Regions from separate parts of the Homo sapiens genome. Here regions 2 and 3 are each linked to region 1. A link is a contact called in ENCODE Hi-C or POLR2A ChIA-PET data. All regions are on one chromosome and are shown on one strand. The core of a region is the stretch at or near the end of the contact, and the rest is flanking DNA. Distances in the headings are between cores, read along the strand shown.

The links. Hi-C counts contacts between places; a loop is a spot of excess contacts on that map. ChIA-PET counts read pairs that join two places held with the same protein, here RNA polymerase II (POLR2A). Pooled maps may share reads with other maps.
Region 2: a pooled map shows a loop between it and region 1 (5-fold over the local background). The contact joins the promoter of GABPB2 here to the promoter of CTSS in region 1. A Hi-C loop is called at or near these places in 1 of 37 single-sample maps with no recorded cell type and 4 of 50 pooled maps. POLR2A ChIA-PET finds 5 or more read pairs at or near these places in 1 of 52 experiments (B cell).
Region 3: a pooled map shows a loop between it and region 1 (3-fold over the local background). The contact joins the promoter of C1orf56 here to the promoter of CTSS in region 1. A Hi-C loop is called at or near these places in 5 of 50 pooled maps. POLR2A ChIA-PET finds 5 or more read pairs at or near these places in 2 of 52 experiments (CD8-positive, alpha-beta memory T cell and activated T-cell).

The regions. Positions count from the first base shown.
Region 1 is chr1:150,764,528-150,767,724 of GRCh38, reverse strand. It overlaps CTSS (cathepsin S), which reads left to right and starts at 1,947. Exons shown (of 8, transcript NM_004079.5): 1 at 1,947-2,027; 2 at 2,961-3,087. The coding sequence starts at 2,962. RefSeq lists cis regulatory regions at 2,001, 2,004 and enhancers at 1,929-2,073, 1,932-2,076, 3,007-3,056.
Region 2 is chr1:151,069,214-151,072,410 of GRCh38, reverse strand. GABPB2 (GA binding protein transcription factor subunit beta 2) reads right to left here and starts at 1,650. Exons shown (of 9, transcript NM_144618.3): 1 at 1,477-1,650. It overlaps MLLT11 (MLLT11 transcription factor 7 cofactor), which reads right to left. Exons shown (of 2, transcript NM_006818.4): 2 at 2,867-3,197. RefSeq lists enhancers at 266-1,200, 1,568-1,777, 1,201-2,135 and silencers at 1,098-1,257, 1,288-1,367.
Region 3 is chr1:151,046,354-151,049,550 of GRCh38, reverse strand. It overlaps C1orf56 (chromosome 1 open reading frame 56), which reads right to left and starts at 1,800. Exons shown (of 2, transcript NM_017860.5): 1 at 699-1,800. The coding sequence starts at 1,703. BNIPL (BCL2 interacting protein like) reads right to left here. Exons shown (of 10, transcript NM_138278.4): 10 at 1,831-2,900. The coding sequence ends at 2,864. RefSeq lists enhancers at 903-1,142, 1,423-1,472.

The sequences.
Region 1 (3,197 bases), core at 698-3,197:
AATTCATATAAAGAAGAGTTAACAAGTACAAAATACAAAGACAATGTTTAAAAAGAAGAACAAAGATAGGGTGGCCTAGATGACTTGCCTTACCATACGTGGAGACATATTACAAAGCTGTTTTAATTAAAACTGTGTGATACTGAAGTAGCAAAAGATAAAAAGAACAGCTTCATGAGCTCAGAAACTGACCTATCTATGTATGAGAATTTGGTGTACAATAGAGGTAGAATCAAAATTGGAAAACAAAGAAAATAAGCTCCCTACGTCATACCATACACAAAACTAAATTCCAGGTGAATTAAACACCTAAAAGCAGTAGCCATAGAAAAGATAAATAAAACACTCTCTGAAAGTATAAAAATAAGATGAGTGTATCTTTATTACATTTGGATGAGGAAAATTTTCTTATACAAAAACAGTATAGATTGATTATACGGAAAAGCTGAATAAAATGTTCTACCTCAACATAAAAAAATTTCATATAGAAAAACTCACTATAAACAAGACTAAAGGACAAGTGGAATTTCATAGGCTTATGCAAAGGAAGAAAAAATAAAATAAAAGACAAGTGGAAGACTAAGGGAGGATGTTTTTAAGGGTATATAACTGTCAAAGATTAGAAGCCAGAATATATTTTTAAAACACATACACCTTGGCCGGGCACGGTGGCTCACACCTGTAATCCCAGCACTTTGGGAGGCTGAGGCGGGTGGATCACGAGGTGAAGAGTTCAAGACCAGCCTGGCCAAGATGGTGAAACCCTGTCTCTACTAAAAATACAAAAATTAGCTGGACATGCTGGCAGGTGCCTGTAATCCCAGCTACTTGGGAGTCTGAGGCAGAGAATCGCTTGAACCTGGGAGGTGGATGTTGCAGTGAGCCAAGATCGCACCAATGCACTCCAGCATGGGAGACAAAGCACGACTCCGTCTCGGAAAACACACAACACACACACACACACACACCTCCCACAAATCACTAAGAAAATGCAACAATACAATAGAAAAATGAGCAAAAAAGATGAACAGGAAATTCACAGAAAATTCAAACGGTCAATAAATGTGTGAAAAGATCCTCAACCTCATTAGTAATTAGGAAAATGCAAATTTAAAAGATGATAGTTCGTCTTGCTCCCACCCCACCCAGGTAATCATTCTCAATTGGATATATTTGAGTGTATCCTTTTTTCCATGAATATACTAACACATACACACACACACACACACACACACGCATATTACTAAACTATACATATAGTATATATTAATAAAGACATTTTGAGTTTGATGAACGAAGGAATGGCTGAGTGAGAACCAGACAATATCAGATCATGAATGAGTTGTGTTAAAAGCAGTAAGACAGGTTTTCCTAGGAAATCATACAAGGAGCTGGGATTTGGGGAGCTTTATCTAAATCTCTTTATAACTAAATGTTTTCCATGTAAAAGTTGGTGTTTTTAAAATTCAATTTAATTTTTTTTTTGAGATAGGGTCTTGATATGTCATCCAGGCTGAAACACAGTGGCATAATCATGGCTCACTGCAGCCTTGTCCTCCTAGACTCAAGCAATTCTCCCACCTCACCCTCCCCCTCAGCTGGGACTACAAGCATGCACCACCATGCCCAGCTAATTAAAAAAAATTTTTTTGCAGAGACAGGGTCTCACTATATTGCCTAGGCTGGTCTTGAACTCCTGGCCTCAAGTGATCCTCCCGCCTCAGCCTCCCAAAGTGCTGGGATTATAGGCATGAGCCACTGGGCTCAGACAAGGGCTCTTCTTGATGGCTTACTGTATCCACTTTGTCCCCAAGACCATAGGGAAATGACTAGAGGTGACTGTACTAGCTAGATTTTAAATGAAACTGAAATGAAAGTTCACTTCCTCATTTTGAGTACCTCATGTGACAAGTTCCAATTTCTTTTCAAGTCAATTGAACTGAAATCTCCTTGTTGCTTTGAAATCTTAGAAGAGAGCCCACTAATTCAAGGACTCTTACTGTGGGAGCAACTGCTGGTTCTATCACGTATGTACTCTTTGTTCTTTTTCTCCCATTTGGTCTTCAAACACTCTGTGTTTGTAACTTGTTCTGCCTGCTAGGTTTTAAATCTTTGGTTTCAGGAAGTAAACTAAAAAATCGTGTCGTTCAATTTGCCTCTTCTCTATTTTTAAAAAGTTAATGTCTGCTTGAGCATCTAAGCATCTAAGTTGAGACTGAAACATGGCTTTCTTTGGAATATAATTTAAAGGCTTACATGTTTAAAATTCCAGATGTTTTCAATTAAAAAGAAATGGAAAAGAAAGTAGAATCCAGTTTGAGGGAGCTAGTCGCTGAATTTCTGTTGATGTCTCTTGAATTAAATACAGAAGTGGCATTTTAAAGAGTAGTTAATTGCCTCATTTGAAACAGATGTCTGATCATTAAAAAAAAAAAAACGTAAAAAGGAAAATTACCTACCTAAAGATGTGAAAGCAATAGATGAGAATTGTCTTTTAACTATCTGTAAAGACTGTGGATATTTAAACAGGTCAGTTAAGAAGAGCCCATGTATTCAAAAATTCAGGAGATAAACTGATTTTTCAGAGGTTTGTCTCTCTTAAGGATGATTTTTTTTTTTTTTTGAGAGAGAGAGAAAGAGATTTCCTTTGATTAGATTTGTTGGCAAATCCTGGAAAGTCCCTGTTTTCTAACCCTCTAGATGTGTTTGGTTTACCAGATATTGGGAAATTCCTGGAAATCACTTTTTAAAGTGCTACTAAGCATTGGAAGTAGTATTTCTGACATAAATCTGCAGCTGTTCCCTGTGACTATATATCCCAGGAATTTTCCTGTATAATTCTGTTTATAATAGTCTGTCCCTTTGATAGACTTTGCATTGTTATTTTCTCTTATGAAAACATGTGGTCACAACATATGCAGCTAATAGCAACACTTCCTATGTTACCTTTCCTTACACAGAATGAAACGGCTGGTTTGTGTGCTCTTGGTGTGCTCCTCTGCAGTGGCACAGTTGCATAAAGATCCTACCCTGGATCACCACTGGCATCTCTGGAAGAAAACCTATGGCAAACAATACAAGGAAAAGGTAGATTGGATTGCCACTCGAGCGATATGCTTTTAAAGGAGTACTGTTTTCTACCTCTTAAAATTGTGTTCTTACAGGCAGTGTTTTCAGTAAATATTTAAGCTGGGTGT
Region 2 (3,197 bases), core at 401-2,900, 300 kb before region 1:
TGATTAAAAATAATTTTTTTTTCTCTGTACCGACAGGGGTCTCCCTATTTCGCCCAGGCTGGTCTAGAACTCCAGGGCTCAAGGGATCCTCCCACCTCAGCTTCCCAAAATGCTGGGATTACAGGCGTGAGCCACTGCGCCCGGCCAAAACCTTTCAATAAGTGTGTGTTTTAATAATTCATGAAGTGCTTGAGCTCTTGACAACAAAGTACTCTATTATCCAAGATAATTAGAGTAATTACTTTTGTTTATTTAAGAATCTGGATGGGGCAGTTTTCTCTTTATTGTCATCAAAGCACGTGTGAAAATACATGCCTAAGAACATCTCTACTGGATTGGGTGGACCAAGTGATTAGATGAAAATATGGTCTTGGATGGCCAAAATTTTGTTACATCGTTGATAGTAAGCCATAGACTGTCCTTTTCCAAAGACGTTGGGTTGGGGGGGACCCCCTAGAGAGAAAGCCCTTTTGGGAAAAGGGAGAGGAATGGGATGACCTCTGGCTCAAGGAAGTATGTGAAAACAGGAGACAGCCAACGGAAAGAATTGCAATGGAAGAATCTATGGTTCTTTTAGTATTGCTCAAGTCCCCACTGGGCGGCCAGCTGTACAAACAACTGTGAAAGAAGCAGAGGCGAGGCCGGGAGCCGTGGCTCACGCCTGCAATCCCAGCACTTTGGAAGGCCAAGGCGGGGGGATCCCCTAAGGTCAGGAGTTCGAGACCAGCCTGGCTAACATGGTGAAACCCCGTCTCTATTAAAAATATACAAAAATTAGCCATGCATGGTGGCGCACGCCTGTAATCCCAGCTACTCGGGAGGCTGAGGCAGGAGAATCGCTTGAACCCGGGAAGCGGAGGTTGCAGTGAGCTGCAGGTTGCAGTGAGCCGAAATCGCGCCACTGCACTCCAGCCTGGGTGACAGAGCAAGACTCAGTTTTGAAAAAAAAAAAAAAAAGAGCAAAAAAGCAGAGGCGGGGCCCGTACTGCTCTCATTCAGATTACCGAGTTCACTAGTAATCTTTCAGGTCATTATTTGGGTCAGATAATGAGAGTCGCCGTTTCCCTCTCTATCATAAACCCTACAGTTCCTCACACCAATGTCTGTCTGAAAGATGGGAACCAATTTGGGGCAGGGGGCCAAACTCAGCCTCGGCGACAGGCCTCGGCCCCGGCTCCGCGCCGCCCCCTAGTGGTCACCTCCGCGGCCTGGGCTTCCCTTGGTCCAGCTCCCCAGCCCCAGGTCTTACACCCACCCCCTTCTTCACCTCCTTCCAGTCCCCTCCCCTTCCTCCCGACAGCATCCCCTTCCTCCCCGTCCCCCTCCCGCCGCTGCCCCCGCTTCAGTGACGGGGAGCCGCGAGGTCTGCACCCAGAAGTCCGAGGCTGGGCTGGGAAGCGGTGTGACTTCTCACGGCACTTTCCTTTCCAGCCCTGACGCCCCCCGGAGTCCACACATCTCTTCTTTCCTCCTCACCTCCTCGTCCGGGACGCTGCCGGCCACGCTTCCACGGAGCCCGCCAGTTTAGTCCCGTTTCCTTCTCTAGTTAAGACTCCCTGTCAAGGACGGTTACTTTTTGCCCTTTTCATGTGTGCATGTTTTGGGGGCCTTTAACCCCCCCTCGTGGAGAAACAGAGGCAACAAAATGGCGGACCCGGAAATGAAGGCGCCGCGAGTAAGATTTCTGGCGGAGGAATCTGTGAAGGGAAAATGATCAGAAAACTCATGCTCCCATTCTAACAGAAAGATGATGCACCCCCGAGGTTCATCGCCTTTCTGCTGAGGCACTTCTGAGGTGGAAAAGTGCGTCACCGAGGCATGCTAGGCAGGACTATTTAACGGGGCGGAGGACTGCTGGTTACGTATCTTGCGCGTCTGAATAGTTCCAGCAGGGGACGGATCCTAGGTCTGGTGTTGGCGCCAAGAACCTGGCGAACTGCTGAGGGAGACTCGGAGCGTGCGTCAGTCATGCAGATTGCGTCTTAACTCTTGGCTGCTTCTTCGGGGTCCGGGGCGGCCAGGTTTAGTTTGACAGGAAAGCCTCGTTTCCTTATCCCAACCTCGGCTGCAGCTGTTTGGGACGTTCCTGGCTTTGTGCATTGGGTTCTGGTGCCTGATGGACACATTTTTCCAGTTACAGGCCGAATGTAAGGACCCCAGAGCCAAGCTGTCAGTGAGAACAGTGAAACAAATAACTGAGTCATTTCTTTTCTTTCTTTCTTTTTTTTTTTTGAGACGGAGTCTCGCTCTGTCGCCCAGGCTGGAGTGCAGTGGCTCGATCTCGGCTCGCTGCATGCTCCGTCTCCCGGGCTCACGCCATTCTCCTGCCTCAGCCTCCGGAGTAGCTGGGACTGCAGGCGCCCGCCACCACGCCCGGAGATTTTTTTGTATTTTTAGTGGAGACGGGGTTTCACCGTGTTAGCTAGGATGGTCTCGATCTCCTGACATCGTGATCCACCCGCCTCGGCCTCCCAAAGTGCTGGGATTACAGGCGTGACCCACCGCGCGCGGCCTTTTTTTTTTGAGACGGAGTCTCGCTTCGTCCGTCGCCCAGGCTGAAGTGCAGTGGCGTGACCTCGGTTCGCTGCAACCTCTGCCTCCCGGGTTCAAGTGATTGTCCTGCCTCAGCCTCCCCAGCAGCTGGGATTACAGGCGTCCGCCACCACGCTGGGCTAATTTTTGTATTTTTAGTAGAGATGGGGTTTTATTTTACCATGTTGGCCAGGCTGGTCTCGAACTCCTGACCTCAAGTGATTGGCCCGCCTCGGCCTCCCGAAGTGCTGGGATTACAGGCGTGAGCCACCGCGCCCGGCCTGAGTCATTTCTTTTTGGAGGCCTGCAAGAGGATGGAGCATGAGTTTGCAAATCCATTTAGTCACTTTATTTACCAAACAGTTGATCCCTGTCTCCACCCACCAATTGCCATGGCTGAAGGACTCTGAAGGGGCCCTTCAAAACTCAGTAAAAATAGAAAAGGACGCACTACTTATCCTTCCTGGCCCCATTCTTCGTTAGACTGGGACCGTCTTTAGATGTGGGCTTTTCATGGCCTAGAGGGAGGATTTGTCTTTTTTTCTCCCACCTGGGGACTTCTCTAGATCATCCTTATTTAGGGTATAGTGTCATCCTTATTTATAGTACACTGCCCAATTCTGTCCTATCCATATTGGTATTTACAGTTTCTCTTTTGAGAGTTG
Region 3 (3,197 bases), core at 551-3,050, 280 kb before region 1:
GGCACAGTAGCTCATGCCTGTAATCCCAGCACTTTGGAAGGCTGAGGCAGGAGAATTGCTTGAGCCCAGGAGTTTAAGACCAGCCTGGGCAACATAGCGAGATCTTGTCTGTGAAAAAAACAGAGAATTTCCAAGACCAGGCATGGTGGCTCATGCCTATAATCCCAGCACTTTGGGAGGCCGAGGCGGGTGGATCACTTGAGGTCAGGAGTTCTAGACCAGCCTGGCCAACATGGTAAAATGCTGTCTCTTCTAAAAAAAAAAAAAAAATTAGCCGGGCATGGTGGTGGGTGCCTGTAATCCCAGCTACTCAAGAGGCTGAGGCAGGAGAATTGTTTGAACCTGGGAGGCAGAGGTTGCAGTGAGCCAGGATCACGCCATTGCACTCCAGCCTCGGCAATAAGAGTGAAACTCTTGTCTTGAAAAAAAAAAATATTTCCAATCTTAACTATTTGGTCAATAATCACCTAATGAGCAGTAAGACATTTTACCTAATGACCAACCAGTAGTTGCTCAATAAATAATAGGTGGAATCAATGGCTAACAATGTGAATAACCAATGCATGTTATGAATCAATAACCAGGTAAGTCAGTAACAGTTCATGTAAGCAACACTGGCTGGCTTAGCAACTGGGTTTTAGATACCAGGACTTTTCAGATCCGTCAACAAAGACCCTGGCTCATCACCAAACACTTACTGGTTGCATCTCTGTGAACACTGAAGAGAGGCTATTCCAAATATCCTCCAGGCCAATCCTGACCCGTTTCCAAAAAGCCAGGGCTGGGCAGGGGCTGGCGGGTGGCAGGCTGGGACTGCTTCTGAGGTGGATGGTGGGGAAGGGGGTAGTGGTGGTCCTGGTACTGGTGGTGCTCTGAGAGGCACAGTTGGTGTCAGTACAGAGACTTGTGTCCAGGGGGCACTCTTCCCGAAGTCGGTTGCAGGGACATTGTTGATAGGTGCAAGGCTTGTGCTCCGTGCGGAGCTGGCTCAGCGCCCCAACTCGAAGGCGCCCGGAAAGGCCGTGCAGCTTCCCAGACCGGCTCCGGCTCATGGTGCCCGACTTGCAGTGGCAGTGCCACGGGCCCCAGGGCATCAGCACCAGCCGCAGATCCTCAGGAGATGGCATGGCTGTGGGTGAGGGTGACGGCCACCGGCTCGGGGTAGACCCAGGTGTGGACCACTGGCTCAGGGTGGCCTGCGAGCCTGGCAGGTCCTCAGTAGACCTCCCGGGGGAGCGCGGCAGGCTTGAAGTCAGCCTGATTTCAGGCTCCTGACTATTGGCTATAAACCTCGTGCTGGAACTCCCCGCTGTATTGGGAGTCGCACTGGGAAGCTCTCTGCTGGTGCTATCCTTTCCGGCATTAATCACAACCCCCTCTTCTGAAGACCCATCCTCCTCGTTAATGGCGGACGACCGGCTAAAGCCGGTGGACACCGTGGCGGCCAAGAGCTCGGCAGCCGCTGGTCCAGCCAGGCGGTCGGCGTCGGCCATGGCATCATTCTCGTCCTCTAGGATTATCCTTGTCTTCCGGGGAAGACCAGTCCGGGCGGTGCTCCGGTAGCTGCGGGTCATGGGGCCCCCAAAGCGTAAACTGACCCGCTGCATTTCGGTCGGAGTCTGGGTCAGGCCTTGGGCCCCCGCCGCCCGGGGACCCAGATTCAGCAGCAGGACCCACAGCAGCGCGCCGGCGGCGGGGACCATGGGGCTGGGCTCTTGGGGTTGGGAGGGTGGCCAGTGAGGCAAGCCCTGCCTCCTACCTTCGCTCCCTCCCTTCCGCTGTAGACCCACCGGGTCGTTTGAACCGAGGCCCGCGGGGAAGGGGGTGGGGTTCGACGCGCAGGCGCGCTCGCGCGGGCCGCGCGGGGTGCTCCTAAGGAACCTCTGCGGCAAGAACTCTGCCAGAACCGAAGGTTTGGGATGCAAGGGGTGGTGAAAGAGTCGTTCACTTCTTTGGAGCAGAGCTTAAATGTCTCATCGCAGTTTATTAGCCTCTACAGTTCTAAATTTACTAAAGAGGGCAAAAATACAGGTTTTGAAAGCACTCCTTCCCAGGCTCACAGGCAGCAGACATGACTTAGAAGGAAAAAGGGCATACAGCGGTTCTTCAAGATTTAATGAGCTGACTCTCCTGGCTCCCAGCAGGCAGGCTGGCTGTCAGGTAAGCCTCTTCCATCCAAGGTGGAAGGATCACAGTCCCTCCAGTTAGACAGGAGGAAAATTAGGACCCAAAAAGATGAAGTTATTTGCCCAAGGTTCTACAGCTAAAGTAGGATTAAAACCCAGAGCTCTGGCCGAGCGCGGTGGCTCACACCTGTAATCTCGGCACTTTGGGAGGCCGAGGCGGGCAGATCACGAGGTCAAGAGATCGAGACCATCCTGGCCAACATGGTGAAACCCCGTCTCTACTAAAAATACAAAACAATTAGCTGGGCGTGGTGGCGTGCGCCGGTAGTCTCAGCTACTCGCTGAGGCTGAGGCAGAAGAATGGCTTGAACCGGGAGGCGGAGGTTGCAGTGAGCCGAGATCGCACCACTGCACTCCAGCCTGGCGACAGAGCGAGACTCCGTCTCAAAAAACAAAAAACAAAAAAACCCAGAGCTCTGCATATCCCATACAAAATGACCCTACATTCAGCCTTCCGTCCCAGCAACTGGAATGAAAGTCACCCAGCAGATCAGTTTCCCAGCCTCAAAGCCCTGCTGAAAGTAGGGTCATGCAAAGGACAAAATCCCACTGAGAAGTGAAGATCCGGTGGTACTGAGGTTGGGGATAAGATGATTTACAAAACAGTTCAGATGTTTCAGGGATTCAGGTGTAGGCAGATCACTAACTGGTTCTAAGGCCTTTTATCCAGTCCTGTGCTATGTCCCTCCTGAGCCATGGAGATCCCGGTCCAGCCTAGGAGAGGGAGAGGGGGAGGAGAGAAGTGGTTCAGGGGGTAGGACTTGGGTTTTATTTTCTGGTTTGGGGAGAGAAGCCAGGTGAATTGGAAGAGCTAGATGATTGGGTTGAGTCATCATTTAGCACTTTTGCTCCCTAACACCCTCTCCCCCACTGGATATCATCTGTTCACTGCCAACACATCTCTTCCTAATTTCTAGGGCCAGTCTGAATCTCCTCTGCACTGTGATTATTCCTTTATTCCTTATTGCCTCTGCACTTATATGTATAGGTTTTTTTTTTTTTTCATTTATT